3 separate regions of the Homo sapiens genome follow, and regions 1 and 2 are each linked to region 3. Evidence: chromatin loops called from intact Hi-C (ENCODE). Cell type or tissue: heart right ventricle. All regions are shown on one strand. Links, peaks and the distances in the headings refer to the core of each region. The heading gives the core; the rest is flanking DNA.

The links. Peaks named below come from ENCODE experiments on the same cell type or tissue, not always from the same donor. Only the 100,000 strongest peaks of a DNase experiment are listed, where the experiment ranks them.
Region 1: a loop joins it to region 3, with 4 times the contacts of the local background. A loop is called at or near these places in 38 of 110 quality-filtered maps.
Region 2: it touches region 3 in a loop (6-fold over the local background); 37 of 110 quality-filtered maps call a loop at or near these places.

What each region holds. Positions count from the first base shown.
Region 1 is chr17:60,042,737-60,048,115 of GRCh38, forward strand. It overlaps HEATR6 (HEAT repeat containing 6), which reads right to left. Exons shown (of 20, transcript NM_022070.5): 18 at 4,573-4,669; 19 at 3,289-3,493; 20 at 1-1,398. The coding sequence ends at 827. MIR4737 (microRNA 4737) reads right to left here and starts at 369; the gene lies at 289-369. In heart right ventricle, for the core only: no CTCF peak of the experiment used is centred there; no DNase peak of the experiment used is centred there.
Region 2 is chr17:60,034,592-60,039,970 of GRCh38, forward strand. No RefSeq gene overlaps it. Among named protein-coding and RNA genes, the nearest start is that of MIR4737, 5.8 kb to the right of the region's middle. RefSeq lists enhancers at 2,430-2,559, 5,277-5,379. In heart right ventricle, for the core only: CTCF peaks have their summits at 2,690 (motif pointing left) and 2,895; a DNase peak (open chromatin) is centred at 2,670; H3K27me3 peaks cover 1,498 bases.
Region 3 is chr17:59,750,658-59,756,036 of GRCh38, forward strand. The region is part of intron 5 of VMP1 (vacuole membrane protein 1); the gene reads left to right. Among named protein-coding and RNA genes, the nearest start is that of VMP1, 46 kb to the left of the region's middle. RefSeq lists enhancers at 3,553-4,752, 3,596-4,438. In heart right ventricle, for the core only: a CTCF peak has its summit at 2,976 (motif pointing right); no DNase peak of the experiment used is centred there; H3K27ac peaks cover 795 bases.

The DNA of each region.
Region 1 (5,379 bases), core at 128-5,127, 290 kb after region 3:
GGCTGTGAGGCACCGTCAGCATCCTCGCGTCCTGTGTGGCTGTGAGGCACCGTCAGCATCCTCGCGTCCTGTGTGGCTGTGAGGCACCGTCAGCATCCTCGGTCCTGTGCGGCTGTGAGGCACCGTCAGCATCCTCGCGTCCTGTGTGGCTGTGAGGCACCGTCAGCATCCTCGGTCCTGTGCGGCTGTGAGGCACCGTCAGCATCCTCGCGTCCTGTGTGGCTGTGAGGCACTGTCAGCATCCTCGCGTCCTGTGTGGCTGTGAGGCACCGTCAGCATCCTCGCGTCCTGTGTGGCTGTGAGGCACCGTCAGCATCCTCGGTCCTGTGCGGCTGTGAGGCACTGTCAGCATCCTCGCATCCTGTGCAGCTGGGCCAGGACAAACTGGCTGAACTGCAGCTCTGCTTGCAGCTTGCTAGAAATACAACTTGGTAACAACAGGAGATTGTGGACACACTATTTTTCGTTAGTTTATTACAAAACTACAGATACAATACACAAAATTCTAATTCCGAAATCCTTCTACATTTTTTTTTTCTGAGACTAAATGCCCTCAAAGCCCGTCTGCTTGGCCTGTATTACAACCTGACTCCTCGGCTCCTGGATGCACAGGTCAGATGTTCCAACAACCCTGACCATGGCCAGTGCTATGGAGTCACTCCAAAGGTGGTTGAGCCCTCTGTGAAAATTTAAATGGCTGCTAAGTCATTCTAAATAAATAGTGAACGGATTGTTTCTGCCCCTAAGATGAAATCCCACAGATCTTATGCTCAAGCTCAGGTCTTCCTACTGCCGCCTTCGACATCTAGAAAGTATGGTGGGATCTTCACTGATTTGTTAACCCTGGGAGTGCCCCTTGTGATCCAGATGAGTCAAAACAAACGGCCAGGATCTCTTCTAAAAAGCCCATGATGGCCCTTCTGGCTGTGTCTCCAGTTGGTGCCTGGATGCTGCCCATGTGTTTAAGGGCCATTCTGACCATCTGGTCTCTTTCCTGTGGGCTGTGGGGTGCTCCAGTGTCATCTCCCTCTGCTCCTGATTTTAAAAACTGTAGAATATAGGACTGGACCATATTCCCACTCAGTTCAAGGGTTTCTTTCATACAAGGGAGGTCCGAGGCACTGGCCAAGCTCAAGAGGTGAATCAGTGCCTGGCAGATTTGGGTCCGTAGGCTGACACAGTACTTGAATTCCAAAAAGTCTATGGTGTCTTCACTCTTCTGTAAAGCGGTGACCAATGCATTCCAGATCCGAGCATACTGGTCAACAGACCCGTACTGCTCTCTCTTCCCCGGGACGGAAAGGGCAGCTGCAGATCTGATGCGCACTTTGAAGTTCTTGCATGATGTCACGACCGATGTCAGGGCATTGTAGGCCTGGGAGGTCCATGGGGCTGTCCCTAGAAAGAATCCACAGTCACTAAAACAAATGCAGGCTTAGAACTAGGTGGGGTGAGAGGGAGAGGGGTGGAAGGAAGCTTAAACACTAGTGCTCAAGACACTCATTTTATGTGTTCACTTCATTCTCACAATCATCCTGTAAGACAAGGGTGGTGACTGACTGTAGGATCCTAGGTAAGTGGCCAGGTGCCAATCCCCAAACCTCCCTCTTTCCCTACCTCAGCCTGCCACACGCTTAGAGCCTCTGCTACCCAATATAAAGCCTTTGGTGACTCAGAAAAAGGCTTCTTCTCTGGGAGGATTCTGTCCCGTTGGGGTATGGCTTTGTGGGCAGAGCGTGGACTGAACTGCAACCCCACCTATCCTCTCAGCTGGGCACTTCTGAGCTGTGTGCAAGCCACACACTGCATGCTCACCTGCAACAGCATCCAGACACTGCTCTGGCCATAGCCAGTCATGCATTTTATTGCAAAGAAAAAGAAAACTTACAATTTCAAGAATAAGATGCCCAGATTTCTATCTTTTCTCCACACCTGTAGGCCCTAGGAAATCAGCCTGCTTTCCTCCTTACCAGAGCTACTGCTACCCACTCCACTTTGGGGTGTCCTTACTCAAGATGGGTGACAGAGTAGAATGCAGCTTCTCTTAACTCTCCCAGCCCTTCCTGGCTTCTCTGTTGCCTCTGAAGACCGGCAAGCAGGCCCTTTCCATTTGGTGGATGCCAGTGCCATTGACAATGGGCCACTGCTAGAGCTATGAGACACTCACAATCCGACCCGTCAGAGTCCTTTATCAGTTTCTAGCTCCCTTTTCTTATGTGGCTCTTGATAGCTCTGCTACTGGATGCTTTCTAGTTCTCAAACTTCCTGCCTCTTTGGAGCTTCCCTTTCCCTCCAAGTCATGCAGGTAAACTTCTCTCTCTAGTAGGCTGAGGGCAAGGGCCATACAGGAAGGCTGGTAGGAGCCAACCACCACTGAGGTGCCCTGGTTTCAAGGACTTCTTGGCTCTCCAGAAGGCGGATAACCACCTCAATGGGCTCCAACCCAAAAGGTCACCCTTAGGTGACTTCCTCAATGGAAGAAGCCGGGAAGCTACCTTACATACTCCCAGCTGACTGGTCTGCCTGGACGCTCTGGGCAATAAAGGGGAGCAGAGCCAGACTCCCCTCACTTGATGTGTGCTCTCCTCTCCAGGAACACATCCTTAGGTCTCAGATCTGAGAGAGAGAGATGCAATAAAGCGAACGCTGGCATTCAAAGTGAGCGAGGTTTGGAGGCTCCGATCCATACACCTAAGCAGCTACTGGTCCTGAATGACATATCAAGGTGCATGGCATGCCACTACTTAGAGACAGATGCCCTCCTTACATTTATTAATGGCATCCACTTCTGTACACAGCTCATAGGGGATTTCCAGTTTATATTCCCTCTCATTCCAGTTTTTTTCCTTCCTGTTTTCTTGACCATTAAAGTAATATATGCTTATTGTAGACAACTGAGAAAATGAAAACAGAAAAAATCCTACCCATCCAGAGGCAATCACTGTTAATAATTAGTCCAATTTCCTTTCAGTCTTTTTTCTACCCATCTATTGAGATCATTCTGTAGAAATTATTTAATACCTGCTTTCATTTGTTTAACATCAGAAGTATTTTTCCAGATTATCAAATTCTTGTAAGTAATTTTAAATGGCAACAAAATATCCCATTATATATCCCATTGTATAGGTAATGATGTATTTCAATGTCCCCCTAAACTTGTCTTCAGTATGTCTCCATTTTTTCCTAATACTATGACAAATAACATGTGACAAACATCTTTAACAACAACGTAGATTGGTGTGTGTCCCAAGAGGCTTTCCACCAGGGAGTGAAGGGAAACTTTCTTACCTAAAGGAAGGGCAGGATTTTTAAATACATTTCCCATTGCATAACAAGCATTCCATCGGACTTTCATGGCAGCTTCTGTTAGAACAGTAGAAATTAGGGCCTGGATAGACTCCTCAATGATTTCTGCAAATGTGGGTTTTTCTATATGAGAGGGTTGCAGAAAATGAAGCAAATTTCCAAGGGCCCGGACTGCATTGCTTTTTACCTAGAAAAAATGTAAATGCTTTAGAAATCTGTTTGGCCAAAGAGATGTTTCCAAAAGTCTAATTTCAGCTTTAAAAAAACCCAGGAGGTCTTCAACTTCTTAAAGCAAGTCCTTGGAACTCACAAGGTCTGCTCTGGTTAACATCCTGAGCCATCAGAAATGTGAGGTTCTACAGAACTCCTCTCTCTGATTATTTATTTATTTATTTTATTTAGTGCTAGACAGGACCTCAGAGAGGTCCATCTTCCTTGTTTTACTGAGATGGAGTATAAGGACCGGGAACAACAGGACAAGGCTGATTGATAGCAAGACAATGAGGAGAAGCTAGGTTCCATAATTCCAGTCCAATACTTTTCTACTAGACTAGAGTCTCAACCTCTGCAGCCCATCAGAATCATTTGGGGAGGTTTCTCCTTTTGTTTTAAAACCGATTCGGAGGCCCTAACCTCAGAATTTCTGATTGAATTACTCTGAGGTAGGGCTTCCTGGGTGATTACCAGATTTTCAGAAGTAGTATTAAAGTGAGCACATGGTATGGGTCAGGTACTGTGCTAGGTGCTTTAACATAAGGCATCTTCATATCCAGTGAGGTATATAACTTCCATGTTACATGTGAGGAGCTGACCTTCAGAGAAGTTATGTAATATACCAAACTTACCCAGTTACTAAAGGGCGAGCCAGGGCTTGAATCCATGTATGTCTGACCTAAAGCCCAGACATGTGCTTTTTAAACTTATTAGTTTAACAGGTAATATTCAAAGCCAAGAGCTACTCATCTTTCTGACTTGTCAATTTTTTTTTTTTGGAAAATAAAAAAAAGTTAATTTTAAAAGGAATCTGAATATGTCATGTAGTATTACAATGGGCACTGATATTTTTCAGGAGGCAGGAGACAGTAAAGAAACCATACACGTGTGGAATGGGCCATTTATACCCTGAGCACACCCTCAGTCTCTTTTGAACAGGAGTACATTTGGTGGGACAGTCTGAGGAACATCAAGCCACACTGAACTACCACACTGCAGCTACAATACATTAACTATCTGTTTGGGAGATACTGGGTTTTGTTGTGAGTCTACCTTGTCTTTATCCTTGGATGCTTCTATAGCTGATCGTAACATTTTCAAGAGCAGGAGACCAGAGAACTCTTCCTGGAAACTTGGGTCTGGTGTTTCCCTGTTCCACCCAAAGCAGACAACACATGTTAAAAGGTAAATACACTTAAATATATACATATAGAAATATATTCAATTAGTATAAGCCTAAAAGTTTAGGAAAACAGTTTAACAAATCTGCTTAGATTATATCAAGAAACTTACATTATATATCTTTTGACCCAATAGTTCCCCACATAGGAATGTCTCAAAAAAAAAAAAATCTCAAAATGCAGATTTCATGCACAAAAATATTCCCTGAATATAAAAGCCTACAAGCCTAAAGACTAAAACAAATGTTCAGTAATAGAAAAATGGTTAATCATCACACAGTGATAATTATGTAATCATAAATAAGGATTTCTAACAAGTCAATAATAGAATGCTTACACATTTTACATGTTGCTTATACGCTGAAGTGACAAAAAGCAGGACACGTGCACATGAATAACCAGCTACCTCTGGGGAGGGGAACTAAGGTGTCAGGGTAGAAGAAAGGCTTCACACTGAATGCTGCTTTGTACTATCTGGATTTTTTTTAGCCTGTGAATATACTACTTTAAGAAATTTTTTTAAATGCATTTTAAAAGTACAGTAACCATTACTAAGGTTTTGCTTTTATGTTTTCTATAATGTAGACATATTACTTATATCGGCATACAGTATTTTTAATACATATATATCTTAATGCATTCCTAATATATATTAAGAACAGTTTATTAATTTTATTTT
Region 2 (5,379 bases), core at 95-5,094, 280 kb after region 3:
AGCCTGGGAAACAACTCTGGCAAAAACCTTGCGTCTGAATAACTTTGTGTTCTCTGTCTCCATCTGGTGGTCATTCCGCTACATTGCTATTATTTACCTGTGCAACTTGGGCTCTTGTACTTTTAAGAAAGTTTGCCAAAAGAATCAAAAAAACCAAAAGACTTGAAATTTCAAGAAATAGAAATGGCTACGAAATATGCCATTATAAAGAACAGAATGATCTAAGAGTTATAAATGCATTTGAATAATGCATCTCAATCTTTGGCAGTACTTGGCAAATTAAAAAGCAGTCAATAAGTGCTACTTATTCCCATTATAATTAAACATAAGTTAGACCCCATCTTTTGGGTACCAGTGATTCATTTTGAATGAATGGCTTTAATTCAACAAAAAAACATATTTAGTCTTATTATACCTGGCATACTGTTGGCAGTGGTGAACAGACACAGCCTGCATGGTGAGAAACATTGTGTGCGTGCATGTGTGTATGTGTGAGAGATCGAGAGAGAGAGAGAGAGAGTGAGAGAGAGATTATTATTTTAATAAAAAGACTGTTTGTGAGTATACCGCTCCATGAGTTTTGTAACCCCACCCCAATCAGGATTCCAAACAGTGAGAGATTATCATTTTAATAAAAAGGCTATTTGGGGGTATACTGCCCTATGAGTTTTGTTGCCCCACCCCAATCAAGGTTCCGAACAGTTTGATCACTCCCACAAATCTGCTTCATGCTCCCTGTCGTGGCATCCTTGCCTCACCCCAATCCCTGGCCACCAACCGATGTTTTTTGTCCCTGTAGCTTTGCCTTTTCCATAATGTCATGTGTTCATACAATATGTAACCTTTTGAGAGTGGCTTCTTTAACTTACCAAAACTTCCTTCCTTCTGCTTGTTTTAGGTTTATTTTGCCCTTTTTTTTCTTTAGTTTATTAAAGCTGAGGTTTAGATTGTTGACTCGAGCCTTCCTTCTTTTCTAAAATAAGCATCAAATGCTATAAATTTCCATCTGAGCTCTTCTTTAGCTGCATCTACACATTTTGATTTATTGTATTTTTGTTTTTGTTCAGTTTTAAGTATTTTCTAATATCCTCATTTCCTTTGAGACTACCTCCTTTGACCCATGGATTACTTAGAAGTATATTATTTAATTTCCAACTATTTAGAGATTTTTGTCAGTTATCGATCTCTGGTTTAATTCCATTATGCTCAGAGACCTTGCTTTGTATTATTTCTGTTCTTTTAAATTTGTTAAGGTTTGTTTTATGGGCTTGGAGTGGTGGCTCATGCCTGTAATCCCAGCACTTTTGGGAGGCCAAGGCGGATGGATCATTTAAGGTCAGGAGTTCGAGACCAGCCTGGGGAACATGGCGAAACCCCATCTCTACCAAAAATACAAAAATTACTCAGGTGTGGTGGCACAAGCGTGTGGTCCCAGCTACTCGGGAGGCTGAAGTGGGAGGATCGTTTGAGCCCGTGAAGTTGGGCTGCAGTGAGCTGAGATTGCTCTACTGTACTCCAGCCTGAGCAGCAGAGCAAGACCTTGTCTAAAAAAGAAAAAAAATTGTTGTTTTATGATCCAGAATGTGATCTATTTGTTCTAGGGATTACTGAGAAAGGCAGGTTGGGGTGTCCAACTGTAATTGCTGATTTGCCATTTCTCTTTTCAGTTCTGTCAGGTTTTGCCTCATGGATTTTGAAGCTCTGTTGTTAGGTACATAGATGCTTAGGATTGTTAATGTTTTCTTTGAAAATTGACCTTGTTATCATTATGTAATGTCCCTCTGTATCCTTGGTAAATTTCCTTGCTCTGAAGTCTGTTTTGTCTGATGGTATGTAATTACTCCAGATTTCTTTTGATTAGTATTTGTATGATATATCTTTCTTTTTTGTCCTTTCATTTTTAATCTATACTATTTACTTAAAATGAGTTTCTTAGACACATATAGTTGAGTGTTGGGTTTTTTGTTTGTTAGTTTTTTACATTCAACAATCTATCTTTTTATTAGCATATTTCAACTTTTTAAATTTAATATAATCGTTGGTATGTTTGGATTTACATTTAATATTTTATTGTGTTTTCTATTTGTTCTCTATTTTTCCCTGTGTTTTTCATTCCTGTTTTGACTTTTCCTGCCTTCCTTTGGATTATTTGAATTTTTTGGAATTCCATTTTAATTCACTGATTTTTTTAACCATATCTTTTTGTGTAAGTTGAAAATGTAGTTGCTTTAGGGATTACAAAACACCTAGGTTTTCATAGTCTATTTAGGTTATATATTTAGTGCTTCACGTGAAATGTAGAAACCAGCCTGACCAACATGGAGAAACCCGGTCGCTACTAAAAATACAAAATTAGCCGGGTGTGGTGGCACGCACCTGTAATCCCAGCTACTCGGGAGGCTGAGGTGGGAAGATTCCCTTGAGCCCAGGAGTGTCTTCAGGAAATTAAGGTTCTCTCTGTTCTCTACAGGTCAAGTAGTTATGGACGGTATCCTGAACATTCTAATTTTGTGTTATGAGAATCTGGGCCATGTTGGAATCCTGTGTTTTTGCTTTGGCAGGCAATCGTCCTGGTTAGGTTCAGTCACAAGTTCCCACCTGCCTCCTGCGGGTTGTGGTTCAATATCAATTAAGCTTCAGAGCCTTTGCCGCGCTGTTCAGATCCGCCCCGTGTGTGCGCCACCCAGTGGCGGGTACGAGACTGGACAGTGCCTTGTCCCACCGTTCAGTTCTCAAAGCCTTTGTTCAGATCCACACATGGAATGCCTGGGCATGAGCCCAGGAGTTCACATACAACTTTAGGGTATTGCCTTCTTGCGTTCCCTCCTCTCTGAAATCTCAACACTTTACAGTCTCAGGGGTCCCTCTTTCCGGTCCTCTGGCTAGAAAGTCAGGGTTTTAACTGTACTGCTCTGCCCTACAGTTTCTGTGACTGTCTGCCTCCACGGCCAAGCATGGAAGGTTGTGTAAAGAGAAAAAAGCCATGGGCATGACTCCCTTGCTGTTGGGACCATTCTTCCTCTGGCAGAGAGATGAGTTTCCTTCCCTTGAAGTTCTAGGCACCTGCCTGGCTGCCACTGCTGCAGTGAGATTGCCTAGGGGCTGGTGTGGGGAGAAAAGAGACAGCAAACACAGGATTTCCCCGCTTTTGCTGACCTATAGGGGTGCTTACCTCTCTCCTAAGGTCAGAAACAGAGGCTCAGAGCTCTTTCTATCTGCATCTGGTATGCAATTCCAGGTTTTGGTTCATCTTTGAGTCCAGGCCAGGAGACCCCAGAGGGGGAATAAAATGGCAGACTTACTGCCACTTTGGTGGTGTTTAGAGTTCTCTTTTCCTTCCCTGATCTTCCTGCTACCACCTTGTTTTCAGAGCTAGCTGCTCCATGCCTGTGGTCCAGGATTCATAGTAACATTCAGTGGGAAAGACAGGACGGAGTATGACTGGAATGAGAATGGGAGAAGAATTTTTATTTAAAAAACAAAAGCATGGATTTTTAAAGGTTGAAAAATGCACACTAATTGGGGGAGAAATTTCTCTTTCCCTCCACAGTGTGGTAGCTGTAAGCCTGATTCCTGGCTTGAATTTTTTTATTCACTTTTCCAGATGACCTTTAGAATCATTTTGTCCTTAAATTAGCCAGGTGTGGTGGCACACACCTGTAATCCCAGCTACTTGGGAGGCTGAGGCACAAGAATTGCTTGAACCCATGAGCAGAAGTTGCAGTGAGCCAAGATAATATGACTGCACTCCAGCCTGGGTGACAGAGTGAGATTCTGTCTCGAAAAAAAACATCATTTTGTCCTTTAAAAAATTCTAATTTTGATGGGAATTTTATGAAATGTATAGATTTGGAGGAAAGTAGCCTTTTAATAGATTGAGTCCTTCAGTCTAGTAATGATATATCTTCTCATTTAAAAAAATCTTCTTTTATGACCACTGGTAAAAGTTTTTATTTTTTTTCCTCAGAATCCTTGCATAAGCTTGGTTAAATTTATTCTCAGGTATTTTTATTATTAAAATTTTTATTAAAAATCAAATTGGTTATTGCTGATATATAGAAGAGCTACTGATTTGGCATGTTTACTTTGTAACCAGCTGCCTTACAGAACTTTTATTGGTTTTTTTACTTTCTGAATATTGGTTTAATTACTTTCTGAATTTTGGTTTTATTACTTTCTTGGTTTTCTGCACACAAGGATTTGTGAATCCAATCACTCAGACTGGTTTTCTGCAAATAATGATAATTTGGAACCTCTTTTTGAAAAAAAACTTTGAAAATTTTGATTTTTGGTTTATTGAATCACATTGGCCATTAAAATTTCTTGTACAGTATTAGGTAATATTGGTGATATCATTCTTGCTTGTCTTGGTTCTGAGTTTTAGGGAAGTCCCTATTAAGATAGGTATATTTCATTATGCTAATGAATTATCTTTTTGAATTCTTTTTTAAAAATAATTTTGATCAGAAAAGGATACTGCATTTCGTCACTCTTCCAGCATCCATAAAGATGACCATTTGTATTTTCTTATTTGACCCACTAATGTGATTGCATTTTATTAATAGGACTTTCCTGCATTCCTACAGCAAATCCTGGTTGGTCATGGTGGAGACTGTAAAGCAATCATTCTCAAGGAGGGGCTTTTTCACGCAGTATGCCTGGAGAGAGGCTGCACCACCACCGCGTTCCTCCCCGATGAGTCCAGTGAGCCACGGCTGCGGGCTACGGTGTTGTGGTGCTCGGGTGTGTTGGAAGGAAATGGTAATTGAATGAGTGCTCATTTTCCAAGACTTTGGCCCCACCCCTAATATAATGTCCATGTTCCTGGAGCTGAGGATGCCTTCAGCCTAGGCTTGAGGACTCAAGGTGTGTACTAGAACCAGACAGACATTCTCCAATATCCCACTCTAGGGATCTTACTCCAATGAGAAGCAGAGAAATGCTAGCCCCGGGAGAAGACCTAGGAAAAGTGTAACAAGAGGCACCATCTGTCACTGAGCCCCTCTCTCTATGCCAGGCTCCGAGCCAGGTGCTTTACATTATGGGAGCTACTCCTGAACAACTGTGTGAGATACTGGTATCCCTTTACAGATAAGTGGTCAAGTGACTGCCCAAGGGTGTAGTCATTAAGTAGAGGAGTTGCCCTTTAAAACCAGGAGTAATTCCTGAGCGTGTGCAAGCTGGAGATGTGATTCCTGAAGACTGGCTCGCAGAGATGGGTCATGAGGCAGAACCAAGACCTACTCCCCTACTTCCCTGTTCAGTTTGTGTGGCCTCTCCCACTTCTAGTCCCTTCTCTTTCCTGGGAGGGACCCATGGGGGCTAGACAGAGGGCTGTTCCTAGTAGGATAGAGAGGTCCTGCAGCAGCGCCTCTTCCT
Region 3 (5,379 bases), core at 219-5,218:
TGGTTTATCTTTATAGTGAGGTATATTGTACTTTGAAATAAAGAATATTAAATAAATTAGAAATTAATAGCATTTGTAAACTGCATTTCCTCTGTTTTTAGTTCTTATGCAGGCATATTTTTGTTCATTCATTTGATATCTACCTTGAACAAATTTTGCCTAGCAAGTAGTGCAAGTTACAAATTTCATTCATTTACCTTATTTGAGTTTGTATGTAGATTAGGTGCAAAGAAGCTTCTGGGGCTGGCAGATTTTTCCAAGATAGCACCTTTTTTTTTTTTTTTTTTTTTTTGGAGACAGAGTCTAGCTCTGTCACCCAGGCTGGAGTACAGTGGTGCAATCTTAGCTCACTGCAAACCCCGCCTCCTGGGTTCACGCCATTCCCCTGCCTCAGCCTCCCGAGTAGCTGGGACTACAGGCGCCCACCACCATGCCTGGCTAATTTTTTGTATTTTCAGTAGAGACAGGGTTTCACCGTGTTAGCCAGGATGGTCTTGATCTCCTGACCTCGTGATCGGCCAGGTAGCACCTTTTAAGCACTCTTTTATTGCATATTAATTCCCCAAAATCCATTGACAGATTTATTTTAGTCTTAGCAAGCATTCAGGTTACCTTTTAGAAGATCCAGTACATGAGCGATCAGGAATGCTTATTTATTCTCTCATGTAGCGGAAATTATATCCAGAGTAAGAATAGTAAGTCAATGTTTGCATAAAGAGAACATAGCTGCTGTTGACCTCTTTGGTTCATCTCTATGCAGCCAGTTTTTGTGAGTCAAAATTTCTATCTTAATAATGGTCTAGACCGGGCTCGGTGGCTCATGCCTGTGATCCCAGCACTTTGGGAGGCTGCGGTGGGTGGATCACCTGAGGTCAGGAGTTTGAGACCAGCCTGGCCAACATGGTGAAACCCTGTCTCTGCTAAAAATACAAAAATTAGCTGGGCGTGGTGGGGGGGGCGCCTGTAATCCCAGCTACTTGGGAGGCTGAGGTGAGATAATTGTTTGAACGGGGGAGGCAGAGGTTGCAGTGAGCCGAGATTGCGCCATTGCACTCCAGCCTGGGCAACAAGAGCAAAACTCCGTCTCAAAAAAAAAAAAAAAAAAAAAAAAGTCTAACCTAGGGCTACAGAGCATACCTTCTCTTTTTCATTTTCTTTTATCTTCGTTTCTTTTTTGAGACAGGGTTTCTCTCTGTTGCCAGGCTGGAGTACAGTGGCATGAATATGGCCCGCTGTAGCCTCAGCCTCCTGGGCTCAAGAGATCTTCCCACCTCAGCCTCCCAGGTAGCTGGGACTACAGGTGTGCACCACTACACCAGCTGGGTTTTTTTTAGGGGTAGAAACGGGGTCTCTCCATGTTGCCCAGGCTGGTCTCAAACTCCTCGGTTCAAGAGATCCTCTCGCCTCAGCCTCCTAAAGTGCCGGGATTACAGGCATGAGCCACTGTATCCGGCCTCACTTTTTCTGTAAAGGATCAGATCCGTAGCTATTTACACATCGTGGGCTATCCAGTCTCTGTGCAACTACTCAGATCTGTCACTGTAACGAGAAAGCAATTATAGACAGTACATAAATGAGTGAATGCGGCCGTTTTCTGGTAAAACTTTATTCATAAAAACAGGTAGCAGGCTGGATTTGGTCTGCAGTTTGTAGTTTGTTAACCCCTGCTCCAACTCATTGAATGACAGTAGTACACCGGAAGAGACATAGTGAGCCTGGGAGCCTTAATGAGAGAGCTAGCTGTCTTCTAAGGATTTTTGTATGACATCTGTGTATTTGGTTCACCCATTTGCCAAATAAGTACTATCATTTCTCTCTTCTTGATCAAGAAATAACAGGTTTCACATGATGCTTTAGAAAAGAATATAGTTGTGCATATATGAGTTGTATAAAAAAAATTAAGAGTAAAAAGAAAAAGCTTTTTTGAAGGGAAAAGCAGAAGAATTTCTTCTAAATGAGCTGTCTGATGACAGGAAGATTTGGTTCCAGTTTCATGTAACCACTGGTATGTTCAATTCCTCTTAAATACCAGATTTTACAAGATTGCAACCATTTTGAGGAATAAATAACTTATGGATTAAGTTTAGATGTCATGTGTAGGATGAACAGGTCTAAAGATCTAAGGTACCACTGTTGTAAAATTACAATGGATTAGGGATTTTTGTTAAGTAGATTTTTAGCTGTTCTTATTTTTAAAAAGTAACTATGTAAGATGATAAACATGTTAATTTGCTTTACTATAGTATAACCATTTTGTTATCTGTATGTATACTATAACAACATATTGTAAGCCTCAATTATGCACAATAAAATTTATTTCTAAAAAGCTTAGGCCAGGTGCAGTGGCTCGCACCTGTATTCCCAGCACTTTGGGAGGCCAAGGCAGGAGGATCACTTGAGGCCGGGAGTTCAAGACCATACCAGCCTGGGCAACCTAGTGGGACCCCGTCTCTACGAAAAAAATTTTTTAATTAGCCAGGTGTAGTGGCATGCTCCTGTAGTCCCAGCTACTCAGGTGGAGGTTGAGGCCAAGGTTGGAAAATCACTTGAGCCCAGGGAGGTTATGATCGCGCCACTGCACTCTAGCCTGGGCGACAGAATGAGACCCTGTCTCAAGAAAAAAAAAAAAGTTTAGATGTTGTACACAATTAGGAGAAGTGATGGGGTTATTTCATTAGCCACCTTGTAATTATTTCCCACTAATAGAAATATGATTCATAATTCTGTAATTAACCAGGTTAACAAAAACAGGAACTTTGGTACTTGATTATGAGAAATGTATTCTGGACATGCTCCTTATATGCATGTACATTATGATTCATCAAGTTACAAGACAAAAAGATGATTAAAGAACCATTTGTAAACTGTATGTAACATTAAGGATTTATAAAGCCTGTTCTTAATAGCAAAGGAGTCCATGGGCTACAATTTACTCTCCTATATAATGTGATGTATGTACAATTTTTGACACTAGGTGGAGCAGTTTCCTGGCAAAAGACTTCACAAAGCCCCATATCCCTTTCAGTTAAGCCCAGCTTCTAGACAAAGAACTGTAAAGAGAAGAAAAACGATCGACAATCATTTTATAATTTAAAAACATACCCAAATATTTAGCTATAAGTAGAAGGCTGAATATATTTTACAATTTTTCTGTTTGCCATATATTTTAACCATTGGATTTTCTCATGTTTAAAGTGTTAGTTTTACTTTCTAGAAGCAGTTTGGAAGTAGAAAAGTTGGGAACTATTCAGTTACATTGTAGAATAGATCAGGTTTTATTAGAAGCTGTAACATCAAGGTGTTATCCTTTGAATGATATCTGTGAGCCATTTTGTTTCATATGACCATTTTTATAGAAAAAAAGTACTTTTTGTTATAAATTAGATACAAAGAAAATTGTGAGATACGTGCCCCTGTGTAAGATTCAGAGCCTGTTTCTGCTTTAAAGTTTGGGATTATTTCATTATTAAAATATGTGTTAAAAATTGTACATTTACCCTGAAGTACAGGTCAATTGATGACTAAAAAGAAAACAAAAAAAATTATACATTTAAAAAATCTGACATCTTAATTGCTTTTTCATATTTATGACCTCCTCTGTATATGGCACCCTAAGGAGGAAGTACTGTATAGTATTCTGCACTTTTTAAAAGCTGTTTTTTCCTTAGTATAGACATTTCTGATACTTTTTGACTCTTGGCTATTGCTAAAAGTAAATATTATTTGGAAAACTGCATTCATATGGGTTGAAATAAAATAGTGAAATAGTTTCAGTAAGTGAAATATTGTAGTAGTTAATACCATAAAGTGGAATCATTCTTTTTTTAAAAAATTGTTAGCCAGCTTCTTCCCTATCAATTCAGCTTGACTTCTGACTATTGCTTTATTGCTCATTTGTCTATCCTCCTTTTAAGACAAAAAAGAAATTACCAAAAGTTAAGGCTGTGGTGTGACTTGATACCAGATGCTTATAACTATGGCTATAAGCATGCAGTGACTCAGTGCTGTTTCAGGAAGACCAACAGACCCTTCTTAGAAAAAAATCTATTTGCCTTTTGTTTGATGAAGGCATGAAAGCTCTTCTCCCTGTCTTTCCCTAAGGAATGACTCATATATTAACTCTGCTGAGCATCACCACATCAAAAGAAGAAACCAAGGTCTTCAGGACATCAGGCTGGGTTTTTGCCAAGGAAAAGGGGTATGCACAGACTGGGTAACTTCCTGCCCTTAAGTTTATTAATGTATGCTTAAATGAAAGCCAAGAAAATTTAGTTTAGCTTAAATTTGTTGTTGAGCATACATTTTAAACAATTTATACTAGCCCCCCCCGCCCTTTTTTAACAGCTCTCATAAATATGTAGTTCATTTCTCTTGAATACTTAAGTCAACTGTATGATCAAAAGTTGCTTGGGTCTAGAGAACAAAGGTGAAACATGCCTTCTTTTTCTTTTTCTTTTTCTTTTTTTTTTAGACGGAGACTCACTCTGTCTCCCAGGCTGGAGTGCAATGGCGCGATCTTGGCTCACGGCAAACTCCATCTCCCACGTTCAAGCGATTCTCCTGCCTCACCCTCCCGAATAGTTGGGACTACAAGCATGCGCCACCACACCCGGCTAATTTTTTGTATTTTTAGTAGAGACAGGAGTTTCACAATGTTGGCCAGGCTGGTCTCGAACTCCTGACCTCAAGTGATCTGCCCGCCTCAGCCTCCCAAACTGCTGGGATTACAGGCGTGAGCCACCACACCTGGCCAAACATGCCTTTTAATATGGATTAATTCAATATAATAAAAATAGCTTCAAAGACAGTACCTTATAACTTGGAGCATGAACTAATACTATAGAGTTCATATTTCTTTTGTTTTGGCCAGCAATTTTATATTTGCACTTTTATAGTATAATCTCATATTTCTACCCTGTGACCTAGGTAACAAGCATTATTAGGCTTTTTGTTAAACAAAGGAAGAGATAGAAGTTACCAACAGTAATTTACCAACAGATTTAGAAAACTGAAATCCACATTAATGCATGCCCCGGTTACTGCTTTTTGACAGTTTGTTTCTTTGTTTTTTGTTTTGGTTTTTGGTTTTTTTTTTTTTTGAGACAGGGTCTTGCTCTGTCGCTCAGGCTGGAGTGCAGTGGCATGATCATAGCTCACTGCAACCTTGAACTCCTGGGCTCGAGTGGTCCTCCCATCTCAGCCTCCCAAGTAGCTGGGACTACAGGCATATGCCACCACACTGGGCTAATATTTTTTCTTAGTAGAGACGGAATCTCACTGTGTTGTCCGAGCTAGTCTCGAACTCCTGGGCTCAAGTGATCCTGCTGCCTCGGCCTCTCAAAGTGTTAGGATTTCAAGCATGAGACACTGTTCCCAGCC